2 separate regions of the Homo sapiens genome follow, and region 1 is linked to region 2. A link is a loop called in an ENCODE intact Hi-C map of the cell type or tissue named here. Cell type or tissue: chondrocyte. All regions are shown on one strand. Each heading gives the region's core, and the rest is flanking DNA. Links, peaks and the distances in the headings are about the cores only. Region 1 overlaps CLCA4-AS1 (CLCA4 antisense RNA 1). Region 2 has its middle 31 kb from the start of BCL10.

Region 1 (10,048 bases), core at 1,243-9,242, 1.4 Mb before region 2:
AGAGAGACAAGTTTGATGTGACAATGACTGATAATTTCCCCAAACTGATGAAAGACTATCTCAAGTCAAAGAATCTTAAGCAGAATAAATAAAAAGAAGTACATCCTAGGCACATTGAAATTGTGAAAGCAGTGAATTGTAGTGCTGCAATGACAAAGATAAAATCTAGAAAGAAATCAGATATCAAAGATAGATTACCTACAAAGAAATAATTAGGTCAGCAATAGAGCAATAATAGATTTCTCAAGAATAATACTAAGAGCCAGAAGTTAAGGAAATAGTATCCTCATAGAGCTAAGGAAAAACAAATACACTTATAAATCTACAATTTGATGCCCACTAAACTATCAATTAAGAGTACCAAATTATGGCACTTTTCAGACTGAAAAAATTTACCTCTTACAGACTAACTGGCACTGAAAACTGAAATAGTTCAGCCAATATTCTACATCGCTTAAAGATATATATATATTTATTATATCTATATTCATGTATATTATATACTATTGATACATATATGATACATGTAATTAATACAAGTATAAAAACAAGCATGGGAATTATAAACATCTAATTCAAAATAATGATTATTTATGAGAGAAAAAGAAAGGAATTGACGCTTCCTTTGTATCTTTTAAGCTAGTATACATGGGCATTTATTATATTATTTTTAGACTGTTTTGTCTCCTTGAAATATATTTTAAAAAGGAGAGAGTTTTTAAAAAGTAATGATCTATAATATAAAATATTGCACAAGACAATAAGAACAGGAAATTCCACAGATTTGGACACTAAAAGGGCACTCCAGAGAACTATCTTCCCAGGTAAGGGAGAATGAAAACAGAACCTTTTCAACCTTCGTACATTTGCTCATATCATTTCTCCTTCTCTCCTGTTACAATAAAAGAGATGTTTTTCTGTCCATCAAAGAACAGTCCTTTCCCTGTATGTTCTGGATCCTATGTCTCCCACCTTCTTAAAACACATATGTTTATCCCTTTTCCCTTTTATATTTTCATGTTTTCCCTTTCTACAGAATTTTTACTGGCATTTCAGTCTCTCCTATTTTTTTTTTTTCTTTTTGAGACTGAGTCTCGCTCTGTCACCCAGGCTGGAGTGCAGTGGCGCGATCTTGGCTTACTGCAAGCTCTGCCTCCTGGATTCACGCTATTCTCCTGCCTCAGCCTCCTGAGTAGCTGGGACTACAGGTGCCCACCACCATGCCCAGCTAATTTTTTTGTATTTTTAGTAGAGACGGGGTTTCACCGTGTTAGCCAGGATGGTCTCGATCTCCTGACCTTGTGATCCTCCTGCCTCAGCCTCCCAAAGTGCTGGGATTACAAGGGTGAGCCACCGCGCCCAGCCAGTCTCTCTTATTTTTAAACTTCTCCTCCCCCAAATTGTCACAAACGCAAATATTGCTTCTACTTACTATCACAACCCTATTTCAGCCACTTTCTTGTTTATCTCCTTCCCGTACCAGTGAAACATCTTGAAAAAATTATCTCCAATTATTGTCTCAATATCTGGACCTCCCAATTACCCTTGAAACACTCCAATGTAGTTTCTGCTCCTATCCTACCACTCCATAGAAATTACTCTCTTTAAGATTACTGGTGATTACTATCTTGACCTCTTACCATCACTTGATATTCTGTACCACTTGTTTCTCAATCATCTTCATAATAAGCGCAATATTTGTTGAATGTTTGCCATATTCCAGGTGCTGTGTTAATGCGTTAAATTTGTATGCATTATTTCCTTCTTGAAACCTCTCTTTCTTTGGTTTCCATGACAACACTTCTCTGATTTTCCTCCTACCTCTCAATAGATAGTCTGGTTTCTTTGCTCATCCCCATCTTTCTGGCCTTTAATTGACAAAGTTCCTCAAGATACATTTCATAACTCTTCTCACTCTAAAACAGAAAATTTCTCCATTTATATGTATCTATTTATACGCAGATGACTTCCAATTTTCTTTTCATTTCATCTATTAACATTTCTCCGTGTAAATCTTTAAAAGATAAGAACTCTTTTGTTTGGTTAAACATAACCACAAAATCATTATCACACATAAAATTAACAACAGTTCCTTAATGTTAGAAAATATCCAGAGAGCACTTTTCCAATTGTCTAATAACTATCATAAAATTTTTTAGAAAATTTAAAATAAAGGTTCTCATCAAATTACTCTATTGATTTCAATCCTTTAGTGATGTCTCATTAGTCTTAGGATAAAGAACAAAATCTGTATCCTGGCCTGTAGGCCCTGTATGGTTTGTCCTGGCTTCTCTAGTCACCTAGATCAATGAATGGAATCTAAAGATTTCACATTGATTATTTTAAGTTGATATCAGGTGGATAATATTAAGTCAAAAGGTACTGAACCTTTGATTGTAAAATTTGCATCTTTTGGAGTTTGTTTTGACCAAAAGGAGGGAGTTGAGAAATACTGATGAGTTAAATGATGCAGGCCTGGCTCAACAAAGCTGGAGAATGGAAGGGTCTTGATAGACATAATCCTAAGACAGTCGATTCCAGTATGCTCCTCAGTAAACTTGCAGGTTTTGGGAATAATCAAATACAATTGAAATTGTCTTCTTTGTTACGCTTGGACAAACTTCACAAGGACAGACTGCCTAGGCTGACCTCTTTGCTGCCATCTAATCAGTTTACCAAGAAAAATGTGCAAACAAGACTCAGTCTTTCCAGACTGTAGTTTTTTTTCTCTCAGAAGTGAAGCATTTGCCCTTGTTGCTTGACAACAGTATAATGAGTGTTTCCCTATATGTGAAAAAAATTTTCATATAAATAACCAAATATCTCAGTTATTCTTTGATAATAAAAGCTTGGGCCAGGCATGGTGGCTCATGCCAGTACTTTGGGAGGCTGAGGCAGGTGGAGGCTGCTTGAATGCAAGAGTTTGAGACCAGCCTGGGCAACATGATGAAACCCCATATGTACAAGAAATACAAACTTAGCCGGGCCCAGGAGGTGGAGGTTGCAGTGAGCTGAGATTGCTCCACTGCACTGCAGCCTGGGTAACAGAGCAAGATGCTGTCTTGAAAAAAAAAAAAAAAGCTTAATCTTATCCTCAAAGATAATATTTCCCACTCTTACTCATCTTAATACTTCGATTGACTCAGTTGTTCAAGATAAAAATCTGGGACTATTTTCAATGCTCTCTGGTTCCTCATCCTTACCTCCCTCCCAGTATTCAATTCAATTCAATTCCCTCCCAATATTCAATATTCAGCAGATCTGAATCTACTGATAGCAACCATGATAGTCTGAGCCAAAACCATCTGTTGTTGGGACTATTGAAATACTCTCCTAAATGGTCCTAATTTTTCCCCCTACATTCATGTTCATCCTCTTCCATTTCGTTTCTGCATAGGAGCCAGGGTGTTTTAAAAAACCGTGTATCTCATTATCTCTCCTTGTTTAACTACAATTGGTCCTTCATATCCATGGGCTCTGAAAGCACAGATTCAACCAACCAGGGATAGAAAATATGTGGAAAAAAAGAATAATTAAAGACAAAAACATGACAGTAAAAACAATACAAATAAAAACCAACACAGTATAATAACTATATAGCACTTACATTGTATTAGGTATTATAAGTAATCTAGATATGATTTAAAGTATCATCTCTTTAAAGGAGGATATGCATAGGTATGGCGTATATAAATACTATGCCATTTTATATAAGGGGTTTGAGCATTCAAGGGGGAAGAGTGGCATCCTAGAACCAGTCCCCTGTGGATACTAAGGGATGACTGTACTTCAAATGATTTCTATTATACCTATCATAAAGTGATAAAATCATGAATCCCCAATATGGCCAACCCTTTCACCAGGCCCTGTTTAGCCTGCCACCTACCTTCCTCGACTCATCTGGTATAGCTGTCTCCCTTACTCACAACTGTAACCACACTGCCCTTATTTAAATTCCTTTAGATAACAAAACTTTTCCCACCTCAGCACCTTCACTCATGCTTTTCCTGCTGCCTTAAATCTCTCTTGCTGCTCATTATTTAGGAGTTGGCTCATCACTTTCTCAGAGAAGCCCTTCCTAAACTCCGTACTAAATTAGGGATTCCCTTGTAAGTCCTTCATGTCTCTAAACACAATTTATATTCATTTATATAATAATTTGTGTAATTTAATCCCTACTAATCTATAAGCTCAAAAAGGTCAGAAATCATATCTGCTTTTAAAAATGTTTTATATAATACAAGCCTAGCACATAGCAGGCACTAAATACTCTGAACAAATGAGTGAGATAAGGTATGTGGAAGCTTTTCGCACAGTACCTGACACATAGGCACTACTCAAATTTATTTTCCTTTTTTATTTTAAAGATTACATTAGATATTGGTCTTTTACTTAATAGAATGTTGTTAGTCTTTTTTTAAAGTATGTATTTTAAATCTTTTGAATGACTATGATAATTCCACTAGATGTCAGACTAACCTAAAAATTTGTTATAAAATTAAAGTACTGTGTATGATTCCAGTGTTCAGTTGACTGGTTAGATGATTCTCATGTTGTTAATTTGATGAAGAGAGGTAATGTTTTTGTAGATACCTTTGAAATTAAGATTATGGATGCTCCATGATTGTATATTGAGTACCCAGGATATAATCCTCTTGTGCTGTGGAAGGTTATAGATATTTTGGGTTTCTTACCAAAGACTTGCACTGTCCCAATAATAAAATACTTATAAAATATAATAAAAAATAATAACTGCTAATATTTATTGAACACCAACTATATATCAGACACTTTGATAAACACTTTATATGTTTTATCTCATTTAATCTCCATTAGTAAGTTATGATAGTAATTAAAAGTGTCTTCATTAATAAAAGTTTTGTGAGATAAATAGTATTATTAACCTCCTTTTGAAAACTAGGGTTTAAAAAAGTTAAATAGCTGTTCCTAAAGGCTCTAAAAGAGGTAGTATAACCTATCAAAATTATTTATAAAAACATTTTAAATAAAAGTAACTCCCTATTTTGAAAACATAAAGATTTTTTATTTTTTATTTTTTATTTATTTGTTTTTTAATTATACTTTAAGTTTTAGGGTACAAGTGCACAGTGTGCAGGTTTGTTACATATGTATATATGTGCCATGTTGGTGTGCTGCACCCATTAACTCATCATTTACATTAGGTATATCTCCTAATGCTATCCCTCCCCCCTCCTCCCACCCCACAACAGGCCCCAGTGTGTGATGTTCCCCTTCCTGTGTATTAAAACATAAAGATGTTTTAATAACAATAGTCTTGTCAACATTCACGGCACGTGGAACTTGGGATTTCATTTATGAGATAAATAAATGATGTTGGTTAGCGGAAGAGATTAGGATGGTAGTGGAAAGAGCATACAATTTGGAATTAGATCTTGGTTTGTATCTCAGCATCACCATTTACTAGCTTCAGTCTGAACTTGGGCAAGGTATTTCACATCTCTGAGGCTCAGGTCCCAGTTAATTGGGGTTATAATACAATGTCTACCTTGCTATGCTGAAGTAAAGATTAAATAGAAAAATATACAGAAAATGCTACTACAGTGATTGGCATGTGATAAGTTATAGTTCAATATATCTTGTTTTAAAAATTTTTGTTATAAATGTCTAAATCTAAGAGCAGAAGATATTAATTTTGTAAATACTATGGGTTACAAACCTCTCATATTTTGGTCATGGTAGATGAATATACAAAATAGCAATGTCAAATTCATACTTGAATGGCTTAAAATTTATCTATGGACAGTTTACAAAGACTAATTGTTTAATTCTCAAAATTAATGAGAACATTTCCATGGAAGAGTTAAGAATTAAGATAATATATCTTGCACTTAATCAACATTTTTAAAGTAGCATTGGTGCTTTGATATGATAGTAAAGGAGGTTGAGAGAGAAAACAGATTCATTCTTTTCCTTCCATGTTTATTACTTGTTATCATTTATTAATGCTAACATATTACTTCTGGCCTAGACTCCTTTAATAGCCTCCAAAATTATCTCTCCATTTCACTTTCCTTTACACAAGTTTTCAAGATGAATACTTCTAAAAATATAGCTCAAATCATATTACAATTTGCTCAAGCATCTGCCTACTAAGGAAAGTATATATACTACTCTTGTTAGAGCCATGTCATAGGCTAATTTCCTCATTTTTACTATACAGTATGCACCTGTAAGTATTCAGAACTGCATCGAGATATGTGGGCACAATAGCTAATGTCCCTGATTCAATTTATATTTTGAAAATATTTGTAAATTTATTTAATGGGGCTGGAGTGAAATATATTTTTCTTTTACATTTAAGACATTTAAAAAACCCAGAAAAATATAGATAATAGTGTAACAAAAACTTTCATTCTTCTCATATAGGAATAACAATTTTTAAAATCATAACTTAGTTTTTTTAAGGGCTAAAACATTATTGTTTAAGCTTAAGATCTAGGTAACTAAATCAACACTCTCAGTCTCATTCACCTTTCTGCCCTTCACTCAAAACCTCCCCTAGGAAGAGTTTAATGTATTTCCTGCCCAGTTTTAAAAATACTTTTACTTATTTATATTTACAGACAAATATAGTATATCTTATGCTGTAATTTATGTACATGATAGCATATTGTACCTATCATTTTGTAATTTTTTTACACAGTATTATATATTTCAAATCTGTTTAATATAGATTAGATGAAATTCCTTTTTTTTTTTTTTTTTTTTTTGAGACAGAGTTTTGCTCTTGTTGCCCAGGCTGGAGTGCAATGGCGCAATCTCGGCTCACCGCAACCTCCGCCTCCCGGGTTCAAGCGATTCTCTTGCCTCAGCCTCCAGAGTAGCTGGGATTACAGGCACGTGCCACCATGCCTGGCTAATTTTGTACTTTTAATAGAGACAGGGTTTCTCCATGTTGGTCAGGCTGGTCTCGAACTCCCGACCTCAGGTGATCCTCCCAAAAGTGCTAGGATTACAGGTGTGAGTCACTGCGCCCGGCCAGAATTCATTTCTTTTAGCTGTTTTATAGAAGTCCATCACATGAATATACCACATTTTATTTGTCAATTTCCTTATTGCTGGATGCTTAGATTGTTCCAGTCTTCACTCTTAAAAATATGCTATAGTGAGGGGAGGAGCCAAGATGGCCGAATAGGAACAGCTCCGGTCTACAGCTCCCAGCGTGAGCGACGCAGAAGACGGGTGATTTCTGCATTTCCATCTGAGGTACCGGGTTCATCTCACTAGGGAGTGCCAGACAGTGGGCGCAGGCCAGTGGGTGTGCGCACCGTGCGCGAGCCGAAGCAGGGCGAGGCATTGCCTCACCTGGGAAGCGCAAGGGGTCAGGGAGTTCCCTTTCCGAGTCAAAGAAAGGGGTGATGGACGCACCTGGAAAATCGGGTCACTCCCACCCGAATATTGCGCTTTTCAGACCGGTTTAAGAAACGGCGCACCATGAGACTATATCCCACACCTGGCTCAGAGGGTCCTACGCCCACGGAATCTCGCTGATTGCTAGCACAGCAGTCTGAGATCAAACTGCAAGGCGGCAACGAGGCTGGGGGAGGGGCGCCCGCCATTGCCCAGGCTTGCTTAGGTAAACAAAGCAGCCGGGAAGCTCGAACTGGGTGGAGCCCACCACAGCTCAAGGAGGCCTGCCTGCCTCTGTAGGCTCCACCTCTGGGGGCAGGGCACAGACAAACAAAAAGGCAGCAGTAACCTCTGCAGACTTAAGTGTCCCTGTCTGACAGCTTTGAAGAGAGCAGTGGTTCTCCCAGCACGCAGCTGGAGATCTGAGAACGGGCAGACTGCCTCCTCAAGTGGGTCCCTGACCCCTGACCCCCGAGCAGCCTAACTGGGAGGCACCCCCCAGCAGGGGCACACTGACACCTCACACAGCAGGGTATTCCAACAGACCTGCAGCTGAGGGTCCTGTCTGTTAGAAGGAAAACTAACAACCAGAAAGGACATCTACACCGAAAACCCATCTGTACATCACCATCATCAAAGACCAAAAGTAGATAAAACCACAAAGATGGGGAAAAAACAGAACAGAAAAACTGGAAACTCTAAAACGCAGAGCGCCTCTCCTCCTCCAAAGGAACGCAGTTCCTCACCAGCAACAGAACAAAGCTGGATGGAGAATGATTTTGACGAGCTGAGAGAAGAAGGCTTCAGACGATCAAATTACTCTGAGCTACGGGAGGACATTCAAACCAAAGGCAAAGAAGTTGAAAACTTTGAAAAAAATTTAGAAGAATGTATAACTAGAATAACCAATACAGAGAAGTGCTTAAAGGAGCTGATGGAGCTGAAAACCAAGGCTCGAGAACTACGTGAAGAATGCAGAAGCCTCAGGAGCCGATGCGATCAACTGGAAGAAAGGGTATCAGCAATGGAAGATGAAATGAATGAAATGAAGCGAGAAGGGAAGTTTAGAGAAAAAAGAATAAAAAGAAATGAGCAAAGCCTCCAAGAAATATGGGACTATGTGAAAAGACCAAATCTACGTCTGATTGGTGTACCTGAAAGTGATGTGGAGAATGGAACCAAGTTGGAAAACACTCTGCAGGATATTATCCAGGAGAACTTCCCCAATCTAGCAAGGCAGGCCAACGTTCAGATTCAGGAAATACAGAGAACGCCACAAAGATACTCCTCGAGAAGAGCAACTCCAAGACACATAATTGTCAGATTCACCAAAGTTGAAATGAAGGAAAAAATGTTAAGGGCAGCCAGAGAGAAAGGTCGGGTTACCCTCAAAGGGAAGCCTATCAGACTAACAGCAGATCTCTCGGCAGAAACCCTACAAGCCAGAAGAGAGTGGGGGCCAATATTCAACATTCTTAAAGAAAAGAATTTTCAACCCAGAATTTCATTTCCAGCCAAACTAAGCTTCATAAGTGAAGGAGAAAGAAAATACTTTACAGACAAGCAAATGCTGAGAGATTTTGTCACCACCAGGCCTACCCTAAAAGAGCTCCTGAAGGAAGCACTAAACATGGAAAGGAACAACCGGTACCAGCCGCTGCAAAATCATGCCAAAATGTAAAGACCATCGAGACTAGGAAGAAACTGCATCAACTAATGAGCAAAATCACCAGCTAACATCATAATGACAGGATCAAATTCACACATAACAATATTAACTTTAAATATAAATGGACTAAATTCTGCAATTAAAAGACACAGACTGGCAAGTTGGATAAAGAGTCAAGACCCATCAGTGTGCTGTATTCAGGAAACCCATCTCACGTGCAGAGACACACATAGGCTCAAAATAAAAGGATGGAGGAAGATCTACCAAGCAAATGGAAAACAAAAAAAGGCAGGGGTTGCAATCCTAGTCTCTGATAAAACAGACTTTAAACCAACAAAGATCAAAAGAGACAAAGAAGGCCATTACATAATGGTAAAGGGATCAATTCAACAAGAGGAGCTAACTATCCTAAATATTTATGCACCCAATACAGGAGCACCCAGATTCATAAAGCAAGTCCTGAGTGACCTACAAAGAGACTTAGACTCCCACACATTAATAATGGGAGACTTTAACACCCCACTGTCAATATTAGACAGATCAACGAGACAGAAAGTCAACAAGGATACCCAGGAATTGAACTCAGCTCTGCACCAAGCAGACCTAATAGACATCTACAGAACTCTCCACCCCAAATCAACAGAATATACATTTTTTTCAGCACCACACCACACCTATTCCAAAATTGACCACATAGTTGGAAGTAAAGCTCTCCTCAGCAAATGTAAAAGAACAGAAATTATAACAAACTATCTCTCAGACCACAGTGCAATCAAACTAGAACTCAGGATTAAGAATCTCACTCAAAGCCGCTCAACTACATGGAAACTGAACAACCTGCTCCTGAATGACTACTGGGTACATAACGAAATGAAGGCAGAAATAAAGATGTTCTTTGAAACCAACGAGAACAAAGACACCACATACCAGAATCTCTGGGACGCATTCAAAGCAGTGTGTAGAGGGAAATTTATAGCACTAAATGCC
Region 2 (10,048 bases), core at 867-8,866:
TTCTCCACAGATCCTAATTGAAAGTCAGTCTTCCTGGGGAGAGACAGGATGTCAGCATTGCTTATCCTGCCATTCCCACTCATGACCTAATGCTGAGACTAAGTTCTGGGTGAGTGTTGCCAGGAGGGTCTCTTTTCTTCCTCCAAGCCCGAACTCTCAGGGGACAGAGGCTCCACTCTGAGAGCATGGTACCAATATGATACAGGGAGCCTGAATGTCCTTGCCTTGGCTCATGGGGCAGGAGTTCTAACCCAGAGAAGCAAACCAAAAAGACCTGAGTCTGTTGCCTCCTCTCTACCTGGCACTGAGAAACAAAAACAAGGTTGTCATTCAGAGAGAAGTGAACCATATTTTCCCTGCCCTCAATCCCGCAGAGGATGGCTCAGAGATTTTCCCCAGGGGCACAATCAGGCCGTGGAAGGAAGAGCTCTGAATCCCTCCCTAGAGAACTGACTTCATTTGCAACAGAGTGTGAAGTTCAAGTCTAAGTGTGCTCTCAAAAACAGTTGTGGTTGTGGTGAAAGGCAATAGAGAGGAAATTGGTAGATTCCTTGGAGGTAAAGGCTAAATTGTAGGCATCCAGATCAGAGAGGAAGAGGTAAAACTATCTCTATTTAACATGCTTGTCTATATGGAAAATCCTAAGAAATCCACTAAAAATATATTAAAATTAATAAATGAGGCTGGGCACGGTGGCTCACGCCTATAATCCCAGCACTTTGGGAGGCCGAGGTGAGCGGATCATCTGAGCTCAGGTTTCGAGACCAGCCTGGGCAACATAGTGAAACCCCATCTCTACTAAAAATACAAAAAATTAGCCTGGCATGATGGCGCACGCCTGTGGTCCAAGCTATTTGGGGGGCTGAGGTGGGAGGATGGCTTCAGCCCAAGAGGCAGAGGTTGCAGTGAGCCGAGATCACACCACTGCACTCCAATCTGGGTGACAGAGTGAGACCTCATCTCAAAAAAAAAAAAAAAGAATTCAGCAAGATTTTAAGATAAAAGATCAATATATTAAAAATTGTGTTTCTACACATTTGCAGTGAACAAATCCAAAAATAAGATTAAGAAAACAATTCCATTTATAATTGCATCCGAAAGAATAAAACACTTAGCAATAAATTTAGTAAAAGTCCAAAACTTATTCTCCGATAATTACAAAACATTGTTGAAAGAAGTTAAATATCTAAATAGATGGAAAAACTGCTTATGTTCATGTATTAGAAGACTTAATATTGTTAGGATGACAACACTCCTCAAGTTGATAAACCGATTAAATGCAAGCCCAATTAGAATCCCAGCTGGCTGCTTTGTAGAAACTGACAGGCTGATTCTAAATTTCACATGGAATTACAAGGGGCCTCAAATAGCCAAAACAATATTGAAAAGAAGAATAAGCTTGGGGGACTCGCACTCCCAATTTCAAAACTTTAAAAGCAACAGTAATCAAGACCATGCAGTACTGGCGTAAAGATAAACATATAGATGAATGGAATAGAATTGAAAGTCCAGAAATAAGTCCATGTCTCTATGGTCAACTGATTTTCAACAAGGGTACCACGACTATTCAGAGGGGAAAGGACAGTCTTCTCAACTGCTGCTGGGACAACTGGATACCCACATATCCAGCAAAAGAATGAATGAAGTTGGATCCTTTCTTCACACCATATACAAAAAGTAACTCAAAATGAATCAAAGACCTAAATATAAGAGCTAAAATATAAAACTCAGAAGAAAACTTAGTGATAAATTTTCATAACCTCAGAATTGCCACTTACATATGACACCAAAAGCACAAGCAACAAAAGAAAAACTAAATTGAACAACATCAAAATTTAAAACTTGTGCTTCAAAAGACACTGTCAAGAAAAGGAAAGACAGGCACGGTAGTGCACACCTATAGTCTCAGCTTCTCGGGAGGGTGAGGCAGGAGGATCCCTTGAGCCCAGGAGTTCGAGGCTGCAGTAAGCTATGATCTCACCATTGCACTCCAGCCTGGGTGACAAAGTGAGATCCCATCTCTTAAAAAACAAACAACTGAAAAGATAACCCACTGAACCAGAGAAAACATTTGCAAATTATATATCTGATAAGGGACTTCTATCTAAAATACATAATGAACTCTTACAGCTTGATAATAGAAAAGACAGTTTGAAAACAGGCAAAGGATCAGAGACATTTTTCCAAAGAAGATATACAAATGGCCAACAGCCACATGAGAAAGATGTTTGACATCATCAGTCATCGGGGATGTGCACATCAAAATCACAATGAGATATCACGTCATACCCACTAGAATGGCTAGAATCAGAGTCAGGTAATAGCAAACATTGGTAAGGAGGTGGAGAAATCATACCCTCCTAATGAGAATGTCAAATGTAGCCACTGTGGAAAACACTCTGGCAGTTCCTCAAACACCTACACATTGAGTTACCATATGATCCAGCAATTCCACTCCCTGGAATATACCTAAGAGAAATGAAAGCATATGCCCCCACCAAGGCTTGTACATGAATGTTTACAGCAATTATTTAAAATAACCAAAGGGTGCAAACAACCCGTGTATACCAACTAATGAATGGATAAATGAAATGGATGCCAACTGATGAAGAGATGAACAAAAATATCCATACAACGGGATATTATTCAGGTGTAAAAAGGAATGAAGTACTGAACATGCTTCAACATGAATAAACCTTGAAAACATTATGCTAAGTGAAAGAAGCCAGTCACAAAAGACCACATATTATATGAAATGTCCAGGATAAGTAAATCTGTAGAGACAGAAAATAGAATAGTGATTGCTTTGGAGGGGAGGGTGCAAGGAGGGAGGAGAGGGAGGAAAAGGGAGTGATAACTAAGGGTAGAGGGTTCTTTTTGTGGTGATGAAAATTGATGTGGTTATCGTTGCATATATCTGTGAACGTGCATAAAATCATTGAATTGCACATTTTAAATGGGTGAAGTGTTTGGTATATGAATTATATCTCAATAAAGCTGGTTTTTAAAATGACAGCAATAATTCTCTTTGTCCTCTTCATATCTCAAAGGGTGGTTGGGAACATCAAATGAGAGGATTTATATAAAAGTACTTGGTACTCTATGCAGTGCTATACAAATGTAGCCTATTATAGTATTGAATGGGATTAATCAGCTTTTCACCAGCACCTGTCAGTACAAAACTCCGAAGCTGCCATTCCTAAAACTACCTTCGCCCCCAATTAGAATTCCTTTTCTTTAGTGGTTAAAACTCATTGACAGAGCCCAACCCTTGAAATAGTGCTGCATAATAATTGCTTATGGAATGCTTCTTACCTTCATAGCCTTTAGAAAAAAAGAAAATAACGTTTCTTTTATATGTTTTCCTAAGACTCAACTCAAGTGTGTGTAATTACCACACATACCAAGCTCCTCATTATGTCAGCCCTGGAGCCCACGTGGCCATTATAATAATTTGCTAACTGGCAATTGTTCCTTTCTTCTCACAGTCCCAACCCCAGTCTTACATTTTGGCCATTGCTCTGCCCTTCTGAACTGGGGTGAATAGCAGTGTGAAGGCAAAGGGGATGAGAATGAAATATGCTCCAAGTGGCAAGTTTGAGAGTAATATAGACAGAAGCTGGTCCTTGGCCAGGTGAGCCTATGAGTGCAACACCAACGCAGCATTTACACCTAGGACAAGGAGGGGCGGAACAAGTCCCCTATGCAAAACTGAGGCCCAGAGAGACTCAGTCACCAGGAAAAGTCACACCGCTAGTGGGTGTGGTACTAGGGCTCAAACTCTGTGTTTGGCAGCATTACTCTACACCGCCCATTGAAAAACAGGTGCCCTACGAAAGTTTCAAAATTACTGCACATCAAAGTATCTTCAAAATGTATAAAATGTTTCCTACCTCTGTTTTTCCATATGAATGCCGATCCGACAGTGCATGTTGCCCCTTTTCCCCAGAGGCATCTTTTGATTTAGCCTCAAAAACAATGGAAATCCGAATATCCATGTTTGCCGACCTTAGCTTTTGCAGAAAAATTGTGGAGTAACAGCGCCCTCGGGTAGTCACTCGCGTTTTCTCAGCCGGCCTTTGAGCGCGGAGAAGTGGGGCTAAGAATGCCGCCGCTGCCCCCTGGTGGGCTTTGGACGCCTGGGCCCTCCTTACTGAGTAAAGGGCGTCTTCCCAGGATCTGCCTGCCTATGGGCCCGCGGAGTCACCTGGGAGACCCATTCCCAGTCCTGGCCTAGGCAGATCCTGAGGCGTGGCCTCTCCCACCTCAGCTGAAACCAATTAGCTGAAACCAAAATTGGAATCAAAGCCCTTGGCAGGGGGTGTTTTAAGATCCACACACGCTGGGACCTGGGAAGGCCTGAAGGCTTCGTGGCCAGAAACCCCTGCTGCCACCTATCTCTGGGCCCAAGCCTACGTTTCCTCCCCTGGAGCAGCGGCTCTTTAGCTAAGGGATTGTTCCCTTTTTGGAAAAAAAAAAAATCACCAAGCTCTAGGGTTGAGGTATGGGTAGCAACACTCTAATTAGTTATTTATATCTTAGTGTGAAATACGTTCATCTGACCCTTACCTGGTAGCAGGTGTTTCAGGGGAAAAGAAAGAATCTAAGAATAATGAGAGCCTACAGTAGGCATGGAAGGCAAGGGGAGAGAAAGGGAGAAGAAAGGGAGGAACGGCAATGGGGAGGGGAGGACAAGGGAAGGGAAGCGAGGGGAAGTGAGGGGAGAGGAGGGAAGGAGAAAGGAAGGGAGGGAAGCAGAGGACAGAGGAGGAGAGAGGAGAGGGGTGGGGAGGAGGCCAGCTAGACCCTTCTGCAGTCTTACTCAGTCCTCATTGCCCTAGTCTAGGCTTCAAATGCGTAAAGAATTTGCAAGTGCACTCTTGTTCAATTCGCAAGACATTTCAGGGCTCCCACGGACTCCCACCATTGCTTAGTGTATTACTCTGAGTTCTCCAGAGAAACAGAACCAGAACCAATAGAAAAAATATATATCTCATATATATGAATTACTATATATGCAATATATATGACTTAATATAAGGAATTGGCTCATGGGATTATAGAGGTTGACAAGTCCCAGATCTGCCGTCAACACACTGCAGATCCAGGAGAGATGATGGTGTAAGTTCCAGTTCAAATCTGATTGCAGAGGAAGACCAATGTCTCAGCCCAAAGGCAGCCAGGCAGAGAAAGAAAATCCATCCTTACTCAGCCTCTCAGTCTATTCAGGCCTTCAACAGACAATAAAGTCCACTCACACTGGGAGTGGGAGGGCTCTGTTTTCCTCAGTCCACTCATTCACAGGTGATCTTAACCAGAAACACCCTCATAGACACACACAAAATCACCTTAATCAAGTATCTGGGCACCCCATGGCCCAGTCAAGTGCACACATGCAATTGCCCTCCCAGTTGGCAGTAGCAGCACCTGTCGGCCACGCTACCTTCTGGTTGCTTGTGCCAGGCTGCTCTCCCACTAGACAGTAGAGGCTGAGGGCAGAAACAGCCTTTTCTAGCACAAGATCCTGGTATCTAGCACAAGAACTAACACAGGAAATGGTAAGTGCTCAGGATGTTTTAAAACTGCAAAAATGGACAAATGAACAAATGCACATACCTGGGTCCAATATAAAGAAAATACAGGCCAGGCACAGTGGCTCATGCCTGTAATCTCAGCACTTTGGGAGGCCAAGGCAGGTGGATCACTTGAGGTCAGGAGTTCGAGACCAGCCTAGCAACATGGCGAAACCCTGTCTCTACTAAAAATGCAAAAAGCAGTCGGCCATGGTGGTGCACACTTGTAATCTCAGTTAGTTGGGAGGCTGAGGCAGGTGGATCACTTGAATCCGGGAGGCGGAGGTTGCAGTGAGCCGAGATTGCACCAAGCCATATAGTAGTTGTCTCATTATACATCTATGTCCTTTATAGAGGACAGTGAGCTCCTAGAGTTAGGAGCCAAGTAGGTCACTGCATCCCCAGTGCTAAGTATGATGTTTGACACATAGTTGGTGCTCAGTAAATATTTGGTGACCCAGAGATGAATAGACCCATCAGTGAGGGAGAGAATGAAGCCAGCCAGCTGTCTCCCCAGAGATGGGGCGGGCTCAGATTCTCATTTGGAGCTAACTAAGAGTTACTCTTACCTGTGGTCAGGATCAGAGACAGGCTTTTACAAACTGGTATCCTGATATTCTCTTCAAACAGATTTGAGAAACCTTTGTAAAATTCCAATCTTGCTGCCTGTCACCACAGTTATCCAGAAACTGTCAAAACCAATAGGACTCCTTGGGGGGAAAGCCAGGAAGGCTGTACAATTACTGCTGTCTGTCAGGAGACTATGACAGCACCTTGGGCCCTTCCAGGGGAGGATGAAAGTTCTGATTTCTTCCTACTGGAGGTAAAAACAAGAAAAAAAAAGTTCTGATTAGGTGGACTCTGTCACACCTAGCAAGCCTGCTGGGCTGACTGGAGAGCTGCCCTAATGCTGGGAGACAGGTTTCCAGAACAATCTGGAGCAGAGTGAAGAGATCCGGCTCGACTTAATTGTACTTACCTACTAAAAAGTCTCTGCTGCTCAGAAAATGCAAGAAAGAGAAATCTACCTTTTGGGTTTCTGTGCCTCAGTTTTGCTTGTAAAAATATTAACAATGGGCCAGGTGCGGTAGTTCATGCCTGTAATTCCAGCACTTTGGGAGGCTGAGGTGGGCAGATCATATGGTCAGAAGAGCAAGACCATCCTGGCCAACATGGTGAAACCCCGTCTCTACTAAAATACAAAAAATTAGCCAGGCGTGGTGGTGCGTGCCTGTAGTCCCAGCTACTTGGGAGGCTGAGGTAGAGGAATCGCTTGAACCCTGGAGGCAGACGTTGCAGTAAGCCAAGATCGCGCCACTGCACTCCAGCCTGGGTGACAGAGCGAGATTCTGTCTCAAAAAAATAAAATAAAATAAAATAACGAAGGCCCCACGGAGAGTCACAGGCAAGTGAAGAGAAGCTGTTGGGTAGGTACAGAGCTTTCACAGAAGCTTAGGGAGCACAGCAACCCCCAGCTCCTCAGGTGGGAGGGAAAAGCAAACCTCTGGTTAGCCAAGTTTTCTGCCAGCTCACAGAGACCGTACTGGGTAGCAATGAAGATGTGGGACCTAGAATCAGAGCTGCTCTCAAATCCTGGCTCTGTCATTTACTTGCTTGGCCCATTACTGTGGTAGCACCAAAGGGAAGCTTGGAGGGATGTTAAACAGCTGTGACCTCCATGAGTTCCCAAGCTGTCCCAAGTGATGATAATAATCATTATCGTGATGGACAGTTCTCACACTTATGTAAAGTATAAATATAACCATATGAGAATTTTTTGGTATTTTTTATCACAATCTAAGTTAATATGTGTGCTTTTCATGCAAACACAGCATCAAGGCAATTCCCTGAGCAGTGCCCCCACCACCCCGTCACCACGATAAACCCCTCCTCTATGTGAATTCTGGAGCCAACACTGACAAATCTCCATTCCTCTCTAAACCTTGGTTTTCTTCTCTGTTACAGCAATAAAGGCTAATATAGTTATTGAGTACTTTCTGTTTGCCAGGCACTGAGCCAGATGTTTTTATGTGAATTATCCCATTTAATCCTTACAACAACAGTATGAAGTAGGTCCTTACCATTCTGTGCTTCAGTTTCTCAAAAGATAGAGACAATAATACCTACCTCCTGGGATTGGAGTCGGGGCTAAAAACAGAAGATGCATGTGGGATATCTGGCCCTGGTGGTGCTCAATGGTACAGTTCTAACAGTTGTAATGATTACAGTGATGTTGGAGAGGCTGCAGGTGAGGAAGTGAAGCAGGAAGAGGAAAAAGATGAGGAAGATGAAATCATGGTTCCTGGTGGGCAGAGATGCCAGCGTATACTTAGACCCTCCCTCAAGTGCTCATCCACAGATGCTGTCCCTCCTGACCATGAGACCTGAAGTGTCTCAGCAGCGTCACCATGCTTGGTTTTATTCATCCACACTCAGCTGAAGTAAAGAGGGGGCCTGCAGAGATCTATAGAGTAAGTGGGTCTGGCCTTGATGTCCCTGGCCTTGGCTGTCAACATCTTATTTCTCTTTTGGTGACACCCCCTCCCCTCAGAAGGGCCCCTCCCTAAGCAAGTTACTTACAAGGAGTTAGAGGGAGAGGGAAAAAAAGGAACAATCCAAAGTAGCCCAGGTCTAGGACTCCAGAGAGAGCCACCAGGTCAGGGAACATGGGAATGAGGTATGAGGTCTGAAGGCCAATAATGTAAGGACACAACAGTCTGGGCCATGTGAAAAGGGGCTAAAGGAGTGTGTGATCAAAATTGGTCATTGTCCAGCTATATCCACTCTCCCCTTCTTCCTTTTAGTAATAGGTTCTTGAAATTTTACCATGCACTTGGCCACTCAGCTGAAGACTACATTTCCCAGCCTCCCTTAAAGCTAATTTATAGTCACAGGAGTAAGTTCTAGCCAATGAGATGTGAACGGAAATGACATGAACAGTTTATAGGACACATCCTTAAAACAGAAGCCACATGCCCTTCCTCTCATTTCCTATCTCCCAATATGCAGAAACCCAGACCTGGTCCTGGTAAAGCAGCTTCAGCCAGGAAGACAAAGGCAATCCCATGGGGTTGGCGAAACCACAAGGAACCAGGCTTCCCAGTTCCCCTCACCCTGGGATGCTCACATATCTTGGAGTTTTTCCTTTAGGATTTTATAAACATCGATATTGTTTGCTCTTTGCATTAAAGCAGCATAACACGTGCCCATTTGCCAATTGTCCAAAATGAGTCTAAAATCCAGGTCCAAGAATGAGAATCCTCTGGCTAGAATCCCAGTCAGCATGTTACCAAATCCAGAGAAATCTTGAGGGCTTCTCTGAGAGGACATGGGACTGGTTTTCAGGGTTTCAGGGGAAAAAAACATAAAATTCTGAGGCTCAGATGCAATTTCTGGGCTGAGGTGCAAGGGGAGGTGAGCCACTCCCATGAGAAAGGGCAGAGAGACCCTCTCTCATCCCCAGATTGCTGGGATCAAGTTCAGGCCAATGCAGAGGACTGGCCTGAGCTTGATCTGGCCAAAGATCCAGTGTGCAACCGTGGGACAGCTCATTCCTGGGAAAAACAAGACCCAGCTTTCTCACCGTTGTATCCTGGCTTGCTCACCATCACATGGCCTGGCACACAGAAGGAGCTCAATAAATATTGATTTGAATATTGACTGAATGAATAATAAGAATTGTACATTTTGAGGTCTTCAAAACAACAACAGTTCTGGCAGCAAACACCAAGAGTTAGACACTCTAAAGGAAAGACAAGTGTTGGCCCTGCTTGGCCAGTTTCTTCATGGAACATCCCTCTGAAAACCCAGGGACTGCAAAGGCTCTTTAAAAAACAGACCTCTCTTTCTCTCTCTCTCTCTCTCTCTCTCTCTCTCTCTCTCTCTCGGCATCCCCGGGCCACTTCCCAAACTGTAGCAAACGGGGAGTTTGAGTACGTCAAAAAGCCCATGGATTTGGAAAAACTGATTTAGGAAGACTGACTAAATGGAACTGCCTTCTTTCACCACTCATTCATTCATGCAACAAAACTTTATTGAGAAAAGATTATAGTCTCTCTCCCCATCCGGAATGAGCTCATGTACTGTCCCAGGCTTTTCTCACAATCACAGCCTCTGCATACCTCCTAGCCTCCCCCTCAAAGAGTGGGTAGGCCATGGGGAGCACAGCCAGGATGCAACAGCTAGGAGCTACTTGAAGATGGAAGCAGAGACACAGTAATACCACAATCCAGGGTTGGAATGAAAATGGATTTCCCCCTGCCAGAATTGTCCTCAGCTACAAACCAACCTTGCTCCTTAGGCCTCCACTCCCCTCCTTCCCATCTGCTGAAGGATGAGTGGGGCTGCCCTTACTCTGAGGTGGCACAATTCAGAGTCCAGGCTGCTGCAAACCCCTGCACATGCTGCTGGCTGGAAAGTGGATGCAGAGATCAGATCAGAAGGCTTTCCTTGTTGGAGCCTGGACACAGGTGCTC

The links. Hi-C counts contacts between places; a loop is a spot of excess contacts. Peaks named below come from ENCODE experiments on the same cell type or tissue, not always from the same donor. Only the 100,000 strongest peaks of a DNase experiment are listed, where the experiment ranks them.
Region 1: it touches region 2 in a loop (8-fold over the local background); 2 of 110 quality-filtered maps call a loop at or near these places.

The regions. Positions count from the first base shown.
Region 1 is chr1:86,682,215-86,692,262 of GRCh38, reverse strand. All of the region lies in intron 4 of CLCA4-AS1 (CLCA4 antisense RNA 1), which reads left to right. Among named protein-coding and RNA genes, the nearest start is that of CLCA4-AS1, 17 kb to the left of the region's middle. RefSeq lists an enhancer at 7,390-8,037. In chondrocyte, for the core only: CTCF peaks have their summits at 4,271 and 4,471 (motif pointing right); no DNase peak of the experiment used is centred there.
Region 2 is chr1:85,302,381-85,312,428 of GRCh38, reverse strand. No RefSeq gene overlaps it. Among named protein-coding and RNA genes, the nearest start is that of BCL10, 31 kb to the right of the region's middle. RefSeq lists an enhancer at 3,743-4,243. In chondrocyte, for the core only: a CTCF peak has its summit at 4,092 (motif pointing left); a DNase peak (open chromatin) is centred at 4,138.